2 separate regions of the Homo sapiens genome follow, and region 2 is linked to region 1. The links are chromatin contacts, found by Hi-C or POLR2A ChIA-PET in ENCODE. All regions are on one chromosome and are shown on one strand. The core of a region is the stretch at or near the end of the contact, and the rest is flanking DNA. Distances in the headings are between cores, read along the strand shown.

What was found. Hi-C counts contacts between places; a loop is a spot of excess contacts on that map. ChIA-PET counts read pairs that join two places held with the same protein, here RNA polymerase II (POLR2A). Pooled maps may share reads with other maps.
Region 2: a pooled map shows a loop between it and region 1 (4-fold over the local background). The contact joins the promoter of PCCA here to the promoter of CLYBL-AS3 in region 1. A Hi-C loop is called at or near these places in 1 of 168 maps with a recorded cell type or tissue (endothelial cell of umbilical vein) and 6 of 50 pooled maps. POLR2A ChIA-PET finds 5 or more read pairs at or near these places in 3 of 52 experiments (SK-N-SH, T-cell and WTC11).

The regions. Positions count from the first base shown.
Region 1 is chr13:99,955,795-99,961,068 of GRCh38, reverse strand. CLYBL-AS3 (CLYBL antisense RNA 3) reads left to right here and starts at 3,904. Exons shown (of 5, transcript NR_120421.1): 1 at 3,904-3,986. RefSeq lists enhancers at 2,874-3,848, 3,849-4,824.
Region 2 is chr13:100,087,328-100,092,685 of GRCh38, reverse strand. It overlaps PCCA (propionyl-CoA carboxylase subunit alpha), which reads right to left and starts at 3,593. Exons shown (of 24, transcript NM_000282.4): 1 at 3,461-3,593. The coding sequence starts at 3,565. It overlaps PCCA-DT (PCCA divergent transcript), which reads left to right and starts at 3,743. Exons shown (of 2, transcript NR_132422.1): 1 at 3,743-4,053. RefSeq lists a silencer at 3,264-3,443 and enhancers at 3,724-3,983, 4,014-4,063.

The DNA.
Region 1 (5,274 bases), core at 2,655-5,154:
ACCCTAGGTGAAACTGCCCTGGGGACCCCAGTACACTTCCCCTCTGTAGACAAAAACTCAGCCCTACACCCACGCACTCCCCGAGCACACATTAACATACACTGCAAGTGCCTAATCAGGCAGGGAGAAGTTCAAAGCCATGTTTTTTTTCTTTTGGAAATTCAAACTACTGCTTCTATGGTCCATCCACGCGGAGCGTCAGGATCGCTGTGGCAGTGGGCAGGGCCAGGGGAGTCGCCGGCAGAGGGGCCACTGTGATTCGAGACAGTCGATGAGACACAGCTGCAGTGACCTTTTTACTTTCATGCCAAGTTACTTCAGTCCACTTGCACCTCATCAGAAATTTTATATATATATACACATATATACACATATATATACACATATATATACATATATACACATATACATATATATACACATATATACATATATATACATATATACACATATATACATATATATACATATATACACACATATATACATATATATATACACATATATACATATATATATATATTCAGCGTTTAAGATTCTTCCATAGAACCTCCTAGCTTGAGAGAAAGGGGAGAGAAAGAATGAAGAAAGGAGGATAGGAGCGGAGGAGAGTCGGGGTGGGGAGTGGGTGATGTTCGAAGGGTGGGGGAGAGGGGCAGGGGCGCCAGAGCCCCAGCTCCTCTTCCTTCCCTCCCCACCTAAGTACTTTTATTTGCAGAGCGATTGTTCTTTGTTTATTTAATACAAGTACTGTGTGAATGGTGAAAAATAAACACGATGAAAAATAACCAAACAGATGATTCCTCCGAGTGAAAAAGCCCGGACTTAATAAAAGTGCGAAGCAGTCACCGCTGAATGAGAAACCCTTTGAAGTGGAACTTATTATAGGAGGAATACTTTGGGGTTGCCTTAACGACGCCGCTGAATCGAAAGCGCTCGCCTTTGTCAGCGATTTGTTCTCCTTTGCTGGGGTGCCCAGAGAAATTACTTACATGGGCTGCCTTAACATGCAGCCTGCAAATCAGTAACTTTGCAGCTCAGACTCGCAGACGCCACTCGGCTGCGGACAAAAAGAGTCAGGGGGGAAACGCACCAACCTTTCACGCCGAGGCTCTGGGGCTGGGGGCGCACGGGCGTGTTGGGGTCGGCAGATAAGAAGTTGTATTACAACGCCCCCCCTCGTCCAGGCTTCCCTCTTCTTCCCTCTGCACCCCCTCGCCAGTCCGGGCTGGGGCTCTGCGGGCCCGGACTCCGCTCGGTGGCAGCGGAGGCCCGGCTCCTCCAGGGCCCACCGGCGAGGGGCGCTCTAGGGCGCGCGGCCGGGCGCGGGACTTTCCCAGCAGCTCGGGCCATATTTAATAAGGGTCGTTCATCACCGAGGCGCTTTGAAGGGTCGCCTCCAGCCCTGTGCCCATTAGAAAGGCGGAGGTGACATTTAAACTCCGTTTTCAAGGATCGCGGGGGGATTTCATTGAAAAGGCAACTCGTTTGTCTTATGAGCCTGGAAACAACCCCCTTCTCGCTCCTTTTGACCACATGGCATAACTCAAAAACAATAGTTCAAAAGTGAAATGGCATCGTGGTGTTCATTCGGAGACAGGCCCCCATCTAGCACCAGAGAAAAGGGGTAGTCCGCAAGACAATGTGCTTTTTGTGTCCGACTCTGTCACAAGGATTGTGTTGTTTGCTTTGGAGGCTGCGCCTGTTATACTTTCCTGAAAGTGCTTGTGTTAAACAAGAGTTATAAGTCATCCAAAACAACAAACATTTTGATTTTCTTTGCCTAAAGGGCTTTCCCTGGCTATGGGCACCGTGAAAAAATAATGTCCTTGCTGAGAAAGGAACACCAGTAGTAGCATTACAAGCGGGCGCATTAAATATTGAATGACACGGGAAAAAGAGCTTGTCGAGGGGCACTCAGCCTTAAAGTCTTTCTTCAACTTTGTCTTCGGTGGCTGCTGGACTATTTAAGATGGTATTAATTAAGGCAGCTTCGGATGCTGCCCAGCCGGCCGGCCCCTCGGCCGCGCTCGGTCAATGGGCCTGTGCCCCCGCGCTCTGCTCACGCGTTGGCTGAGCCGAGTGCAAATGTCACTTCTCATTTGGAGGCTGAAGAGAAGTGCCCATCCTACATTAAGGGCAGCAGGGATGCAGTCAGCAGCAGGCGTTAAAGGAATACGAGGGACTGCGGTGAGGGGAGGGAAGGCGGGAACAAAATGGGAACAGCTGCCCGGGGCGGGGTCGAGAGAGTGCCCCAAGCACAGCTTTTGGCACATTTTGGAGAGCGCCGCTGGCAAACCGGGGCCAAGCGGGACTCGCTGGGTTGGAAGACCCCCTCTCTTTCGTCGTTCCTGCGTGGGGAAAATGAAAACTCTAGCTCTGCACAAATCCATTAGGCAGGCTGGCGGGGCGTTATTTTACAAAGGGACTCGCTTCTACAAAGAAAGACAAAAGCTTGGTGCAAACAGGCGTCTTGACTGACTTCCACCTCTCCCTACGGTCCCCTTCACAGATCACAAACAAATAAAGCCCAAAGGACCTCAGCCAAGGATCTCCAGATCCAATTTTACAGATGGCGAAACTGAGACCTCAAGCAAGACTCAAATTGATTTTTGTCAATATTCCCCGAAGTCAGAGGTTGAGACCCTCTTTGAGACCAAAGATCCAGGCGGGAGTGGAGTTCTCTTTAAAGTCGCCAACAACCACGCCAAAATGTCCCTTTCCCCTGCCCCCCATTGCAAGTGTTTGATTCAAAGTCAAATGGAAATTGGTTTCAGCAGTTGAAAATTCCTAACATAAAAAAAGGAATGAAGCTTACTGCCAACTGACTGTGGCATAAATGAAATGCATGCTCTGAGAAACTCTGTTAACTATCAGTTCTTGATGAAGAGAGACAAGATTTGGCTGGGCAGAGGGGGCAGGGCATCCCGGCAGATTGATTTCTGCAGCCAGAAGCCCAACAGGCGCCCCCGTCTCCCTATGTGGCGTTTCACCTGGATGTGGGCCTTCTCTTTTACCACACGACCCCTTGTAGGTGGGGGGAGATGCAGTAAAATGCCCTCCCCACCCCCACCCCCGTGTGTGTGTGTGTGTGTGTGTGTGTGTGTGTGTGTGTGTGTGTGGTTAGCACCCTTAGCTTTTGATCCATTTGCAATGTCTGATTCTCCATCTTAAAATGTGTCCATTCAGGGCTCCCTCTGGCCTTTTGGATAAGGGGCGGGTCATGTTTCCACCAAGAGCCATGTTGCAGGAGAACTAGTCCCTACCCTTCCTGCAGAGACTGGAATCTGAGCGCAATGGGTGGCCGGAGAGCTCGCATTCAGACAGCCCTGAGATGCGGGCCTGGGGCCCTACGCCCCATTGGCAGCTGGAGGCGTCGCTCTGGGGCCAAGGAACGCCTGGCCGGGTCAGGACGCGGGCAGAGGTGGGCGGTGGGGCAGCGAGAGAGGGCCGCGCCAGAGCAGCCCACTCCCGCACAGCCTAGGACTGGAGTTCCCAGGCCCAACCGCCTACCTGAGTGATCTGTTTTGCACATCTTTCCTCATTCCTCTTCTCTGCTGTCCCTACCTCCTCTACTTTTTTGCATGAACAGGGCCCAGGCCAGGATAACGGATGCAGAAAGATGGCCTTTTGGCCCGGAACGCACTCTCTCTCGTACGCATACACCCACCTCCCTACCACCCCCCCCACACACACGCTCACGCGCAATTCAACCCCCCCAGCCCAGCCCCAGCCAGTGCACTGGGCACACGCTCGGGATCCAGGCACCTTGCCAAGAGCTCGCGAGCACCCTGCGTGGCACACTGGTTGGAGTTCCTGCACGAAGTGGCGGGGGTGGAGTGAGGAGGGAGGGGTGGGCGGCGGTGCACGCCGCCGACTGCTGGCGGTGAGCACAAGTTCAGTGCTCAACTTCCCGCTCTTAACGAGACCCGGGATCCCTTTGGAGAGGCCCTCGGGAGCTGGCGACAGGGCTGGGAGTGGCGTGGGTAAGCTGGCCGGCGCGGGGCGCGGGCGGCGGGGCACAAGGGCGCTACAAGAAGAGGGCGCGAGGGTGCCCGCGGCCAGCCGGGCGCTCCGAGAAGTCAGCGCGAGCAGCTGTGACTTCACCTATTAGCCCCGATGTCTTTCCGAGGAGCCTGGTGGAGTTAAACAGCCCACAATGGGCGCTCTGGGGCGCCTCCAGCCTGACCTCCACCCGGGTTTAATAGTTTCATAGGAACTTCATTAAATCAATTACTTAGTGAGCACATCATCATTTATTTGTAATTAGCAGCGAGGAGCGCGTTCTCTCCCCCAGCCCGCGGCCCGGGTCCCAGCGGGGTTGACTAGTTGTGCAAGCACTTTTGTTTGCTCGAGTGTTGACTCCCGGCATTATTCGGCCCGGGTAATCTTTACGTCTCAATCTAGTATTCAGGGGGCGAAAGGAAAACAAACAGGGCGCAGGCCGGAGGCCAGCCCTTTGGTCCCAGCCGTCCCAGAACTCGGCCCTCGCTGGGCGTGCAGGGCGCACCTCTGCGGCCCCGGCTCCTCCCGGGAGGAATAGGCGAGAGCGCCACCGGGGCAGAGGGGCAGGAGCCAGCCCGGAGGGTCCAGAAGGAAAGTGGCGAAGGAAGAGGCGATGAAGGAGAGAAAGGAGAAAACCAGCAGCAGGAGCTCTGGGCCTGCAAAACGAGCACAAAAGGGGAACGTCCAGGCTCGCGCACGTGTGCGGGCGGCATTGGAGGGGGAATGCGCGTTGTGCGTGTGTGCAAGTGTATGTCCATGTGTGCATGTGTGTGTGCGCGCGCAGGAAGTGCGTGAAATCACATCCATTTCAGCTGCCCACGGCTGGGCGGAGAGGGGAGTGGGAGCAGGAGGTGCCGGCCTGGCGTGCGCGGAGGCAGCTCTCTGGGTGTCCGAGCTGCAAAAGTGCTTTAATTGGGGGGCTGCAGCCCCGGGCGCAGCTCCACTGCGGCCCACAAATTACGAGCGAGTGGTTAGCGAGGAGCGGGGAGTTGCTGAAAGCCGGGCCAGAACCTGCGCGTGCGGAGCGGCACGAGTAATGGCTCCGCAAGGAGTCGTGATTCCTTTCGAGTGTAATCATCTTTCCCCACACGCCGCAGCGCCGGCCAAATCTCGTTTACATCCAAGGAGTTGCGGCTAGCCGGGCCAGAAACGTGGGCGACACGCCCCTGCGTCCTTGCCCCGGCCCCGATTTCCGCTCCAAGCTGGAAGTCCTTCCAGCATAGGAAACGCTCAACTTCTGGGGCTATCCCAGCTCAGGAAATGGAGGAG
Region 2 (5,358 bases), core at 2,344-4,843, 130 kb before region 1:
ATGATTCAAATGAGACAATTTGTAATTAGAAAAGCAAGCTGAGGTGGGTGGATTGCTTGAGTTCAGGAGTTTGAGACCAGCCTGGGCAACATAGCAAAACCCCATCTCTACAAAAAATAAAAATTAAAATTAAAAAATAGCCAGGTGTGGTCGTACGTGCCTGTGGTCCCACCTACTTGGGAGGCTGAGATGGGAGGATGGCTTGAGCCCAGGAGGCAGAGGCTGCAGTAGGCCAAGATCATGCCACTGCACTCCAGCCTGGCCAACAGAGCCAGACCCCATCTCAAAAAAAAAAAAGGAAGAAAGAAAAGAAAGCCTTCAGAATCATATTATCTAAGGTTCAAATTCTACTTCAGCCAATTGTGCTTTTAAGCAACTACTTAACTGCCCTGAGCTTTGTTTCCTCTACTGTAAAATTGGGATTTTTTACCTAGTTGTTATAAGGATAAAAGATATATGAAAAATCACACCATTGGGCTCGGTGGCTCATGCCTGTAATTCCAAGCACTTTGGGAGGCCAAGGCAGTGGATCAAGAGGTCAGAAGATCGAGGTGGCCAACATGGTGAAACCCCATCTCTACTAAAATACAAAAAAAAATTAGCCGGTGGTGGTGGCGTGCGCCTGTAGTCCCAGCCACTTGGGAGGCTGAGGCAAGGGAATCACTTGAACCCAGGAGGTGGAGGTTACAGTGAGCTGAGATCGCGCCACTGCACTCCAGCCTGGCAACAGAGCGAGACCCCATCTCAAAAAAAAAGAAAAGCAAAGAAAAATCATGCAAGGCATATAAGAGTTCAATAATAACTATAGCAATTACCATAAAACCAACATCCTAGAGCCACTGAAAACATTTACGCAGAAGAAAAAACTAGGCATTAAAACAGAATGTGCTTAAAAAGCTGATACACAAAACAAATAAGACTAAAAGGTGAACTCTACATATACCCTAAAAATAAATAAACTCTGTTGACTGGCTAAAAGAATGGTCAGAATTCTCTAGACTAGACCCTAGAGTTAGCTGGCTGCTTTTCAACCAACCAAAAGGTTTGCAGAGGTGGAGGGAGGGATGGGAGGGGTTAAAATCTTCAAAAGATTCAGCTTCAAACAGACTCAGTAGAGCATATTTCAAGTTCATAGAAGAGAAGCGCAGAGAGAAGCTAAGCAGCAGCTCAAGTTCCCCTAGAGTGATAGTGAACTTCAGAGATGCTTCCCACCCCAAGGAGGAATTCTTTACCGGCACAAACATAATGCTACTCTATTGTTACACATTCAGCACCTATTGTGTCAAACATTGTACTAAGAACACAGAAATAGACAAGATGCAGTCTCTGCCAACACATTAAAAGGAAAAAACCAGGTAAGAATCATCAAAGCGTATGTATTACACAGTAAGTGTATAACAAGTGTACAACAGTAAGTACAGTAACAGCCTTCCTCTCAGCCTCTCCAATCTAAAATGTCAGTGTCATCCCTCCCACCTCCAACATCAATGTCTTCCCACTGCTCTAAGACAAACACCAAACCTCATAATGTGATCTATAAGAGCCAGATGGTCTGACTCCTGCCAGCTTCCCCAACACCATCTACTCTCTGCATCAGAGCCTCTGTAGGCTTTTTTCAGTTCTTCTAACCTGTCATTCCCTCTGGCCACAGGACCTTTGCATACACTGCTCTCTCACCTATAACATTCATCTCTGTTTGTTAGAAAAGGTCACTTCATCCTTCAAAACTTGTCTCAATTTTCAGTTCCAAAGGAAAACACTCCCTTACCGTAGATAGCATAGTATGATTAAGAGCACAGGTTCTGGAGTTCTAAATCCTGTTTGCCACTTATTGGCACTATAGCTTCGAGCAAGTCACATTAACACTCAGTGCCTCACTTTCATCTTCTGTAAATGGGGGACATACGACTGTTGTGAGATTGAATAAATTAGTTCAAGCAAAGCAACAGAACAGTATCTAGAACACAGAATTCAAAATCTTGGCTTGGTCAAATCCCTCTATTTTATTTTCTTATAGCACCCGGGCATCTCCCCTAATACCATTTTACACTTGTTACAGTCTCCCTACTAGAGTAAAATTTCTAAGAAAGCAGAAACCATATTCATTCCCCAGAAGTGGAAGACAGGAGATATTCAGTAAATATTTGTTGAAAAAAATAGCTACAAGGACGAAGCTGACGCCCAAGGAAGAGACCTGTCCAATATACAAAGCCTCATGCGCCTGACCCCAAAGCCCACACTTTACACCATACTAACTTGCCTCCTATGTAAATGCATAAGTCTTACAGCTGCAATTGAAGTGGCCAACACAGATGAACAGAATGATAAAGATTAAAGAACACTAAACTGTATGGGAACACAGAAAACAGTGAAAGTCCGCACGCTGAATTGGACACAAAACAAACATAGGTGCCACTCACTTCCATGTCGATAAGCTCCAGCTCTCATACTGCCCACCTGGGGCTCGGTTCCCTCCTCTTTAAAGAGTAGGATGGGGCAGGTCGTCTCTAAAGTGTCTTCAACGTCTAAAATTAAATGACTATAAATCAAGTTATGTGGCAATGTTTTAATAATTATTTTTTAAAAGGAAGTTTAACAAGCACACTGAACCAGCTGACAGATGGTTTTCAGGGGACCTTCATTTTAAAGAATGTGTTCAAGTGCCTCAACAAACCTTATAAAGTAGGTTAGGTGGTCTGTGCCCCAGAATTAACGACAGACTCGACATTGACTGGAGACAGAGCTCAGAAGCACACACAAGCACTCCAACCTGTTTGTCAATCTGCCATCATGACAGCCTAGGTATACAGAACAGTCATGAAATGTGTTTAGAACAGTGCCAAAATCAGGCTCACCACTATACCGAAAAGGAAAGTAAGTTCACGGGATGCATTTGGTACACAGTAGACTGGGGTGTCATACAATTAAAACAGGCTTTCAAATGAAACGTAAAATCTATTGGCAGTCCTGACATGGTATAATACTTTAAAAGATAAGACAAACTCACAACCCTAACACTACTTAAGCAACAGTTCACAGTGTCCCTTCAAAAATGCTGGAAAGAGGCAACAGAACACGGAAACTATAAGGACACCTAAAAAGACACCCTGGAAAGCTTAAGACAAAGCCAATGCCGCGGGGCCCTGGAAGCAGACCTCGAGCAATATGCCTGCCCAAAGCCATCAGCCGCCTCGGAGGGCGTGCGGGCACCCAACTGCCTCTGCCCTAGGCCTCTCTGCTCCGCAGGATCCCCGCGAGGAACAGCTGCAACGAGGGATGCCTCCTGAGCCCGCTGCCACGCGAACTCCGGGAGGGAGGAAAGCAAGCGGTGTAGCTGATGCGGAACCGGGGCGCGGGGGCAGCCGGACCCAGCCAGCGCTCTCCCGGCGCCAGCCGCCCAGAGGCGGCACGGCTAGAAGCCCAGTGAAGCCCGGACCCGCGAGGCCCCGTTGCTCCTCACCTTCAGGGTCCGCAGCGCCGCGCTCAGCATCAGCTGCTGCGGCGGCCACCGCCCACGCCGTCCGGCAGCGACCAGCGGTGCTGTCCCGACCCAGAACCCCGCCATTGTTGTCCCCGCAGACCGCCCCTCTGCTGACCTCTCACACAGCCGGAGGGGGTGGAGAAGGGGAGCGCAGGAGCTCCGGCAAATCACGAGCCAGAAACCCGATGCCCCGCCCCCTAACTTGCGGAAAGGGGAGGGTGAGTGGTCGGCCAGATCCGCCGGATCCGGGATCCGGGAGTCGCGCTAGGACCTGGAGGGCTAGTCGGCGGGCTGCGCGTCCGGCCGCTAGCTGAGCTGGAGGCCACCGGCCAGAGCCGACCCCAGGAGTGAGAGAGACAGGGGCGTGCGTGAGTTCCGGCGGCCTGCACCGGGCAAACCCCGTACCTTCCCAGCATCGGCTCAGCAACCCACGTGCATCCAGGCCGGTCAATGTCATTGAGTCACCTCCGCGCCTTGGCCACCCTGGAGTCCCGAGAATCCGAAGTTCCAGACAAATGCCCAAACTACATTCCTGCATGTTCGAAAGCGTAAATTGCAAAGCACAAATCCAGGTAAGGTTTTTAACGACTGTAATAACACATAAAAAGTTCTAGGTCTGGAAATCAGAGATCCGAGCTCAAGTCCTACCTCTGGCACTTAATATGTGTGTGTGAAAGAAATTAGCCACAACTAGAGTCAGTCTTTGTTGCTCGCAAGCAGAAACCCTTGTTAGTACAACTACTGGCCAGGCGCAGTGGCTCACGCCTGTAATCCCAGCACTCTGGGAGGCCGAGGCGGGAGGATAACCTGAGGTCAGGAGTTGGAGACCAGCCTGGACAACATGCCGAAACCCCGTCTCTACTAAAAAATACAAAAATTAGCTGGGCGTGGTGGCGCACTCCTGTAATCCCAGTTACTCGGGAGGAGGCTGAGGCAGGAGAATTGCTTGAACCCTGGAGGTGGAGGTTGCAGTGAGCCGGATCATGCCACTACACTCCAGCCTGGGTGACAGAGCAAACTCCGTTTCGAAAAATAAAATAAAAATTAGTACAACTATTAAGGGCCGGGCCGTGTGCTAGAGCCTCAGATTCCCTCTTACTTGAGAGTTTACAAGAACCTTAATGGAGTATATATTATTTCCATTTGGAGAAACTGAAGCTGTAGCAGGGTAAAGTCACTCAGCGAGTAAAAGGTCAAACTAGGGTTTGAACCCAAATCTGGCTGCCTTGAGGGACTGGGCTCATGTTTTGCTATATTATGGAAATTTTAAAATATATACAAAAGAGATAAAATTGTACTATGATCACCCAGATACCCATTACACCGCGTCAATGAATCAACATTTTGTCAATCTTGTTTCATCTATTCCCCTTTTTATTTTGTGCAGGAATATTTTAAAGCAAATCTAAGACATCAGACCACCTCACCTATAAACACATCAGTATTGGGGGTTCTCCTCTTAACTACTTTGCATCTCCTGCAGAGTCACCTTGAGAGAGTTACAAAGCTAGGAATGGCCTAGAGTACACTACAGCATGGTAAATGCCCAAAGAGAGAGAAATAAAATGGGGATATCAGAAAGGTGACATTTAATGGAATTTTAGAATGTAAGTAGGGACTTTTGTGACAAAATGAAAAGGATTATCAATTTTACAGGACTTCTCACTTATGTACCTCAGTCTTCATTCATTTTCTACCTGGGAAACTTGCTTTTCTTTTTTCTTTTGTTTTTTGTCTTTTCCCCATGTTTTACCCTTTGGATTAGTTTTCCTTAGGCCCTGTTTGTTTTTCTTATAGGAGTTCTTTTTATGAAAGGCACTTGTAGCAGAAACTGCTTCTCATGCTATCCATTCTCCATGCATTACTTTAGTAAGAGT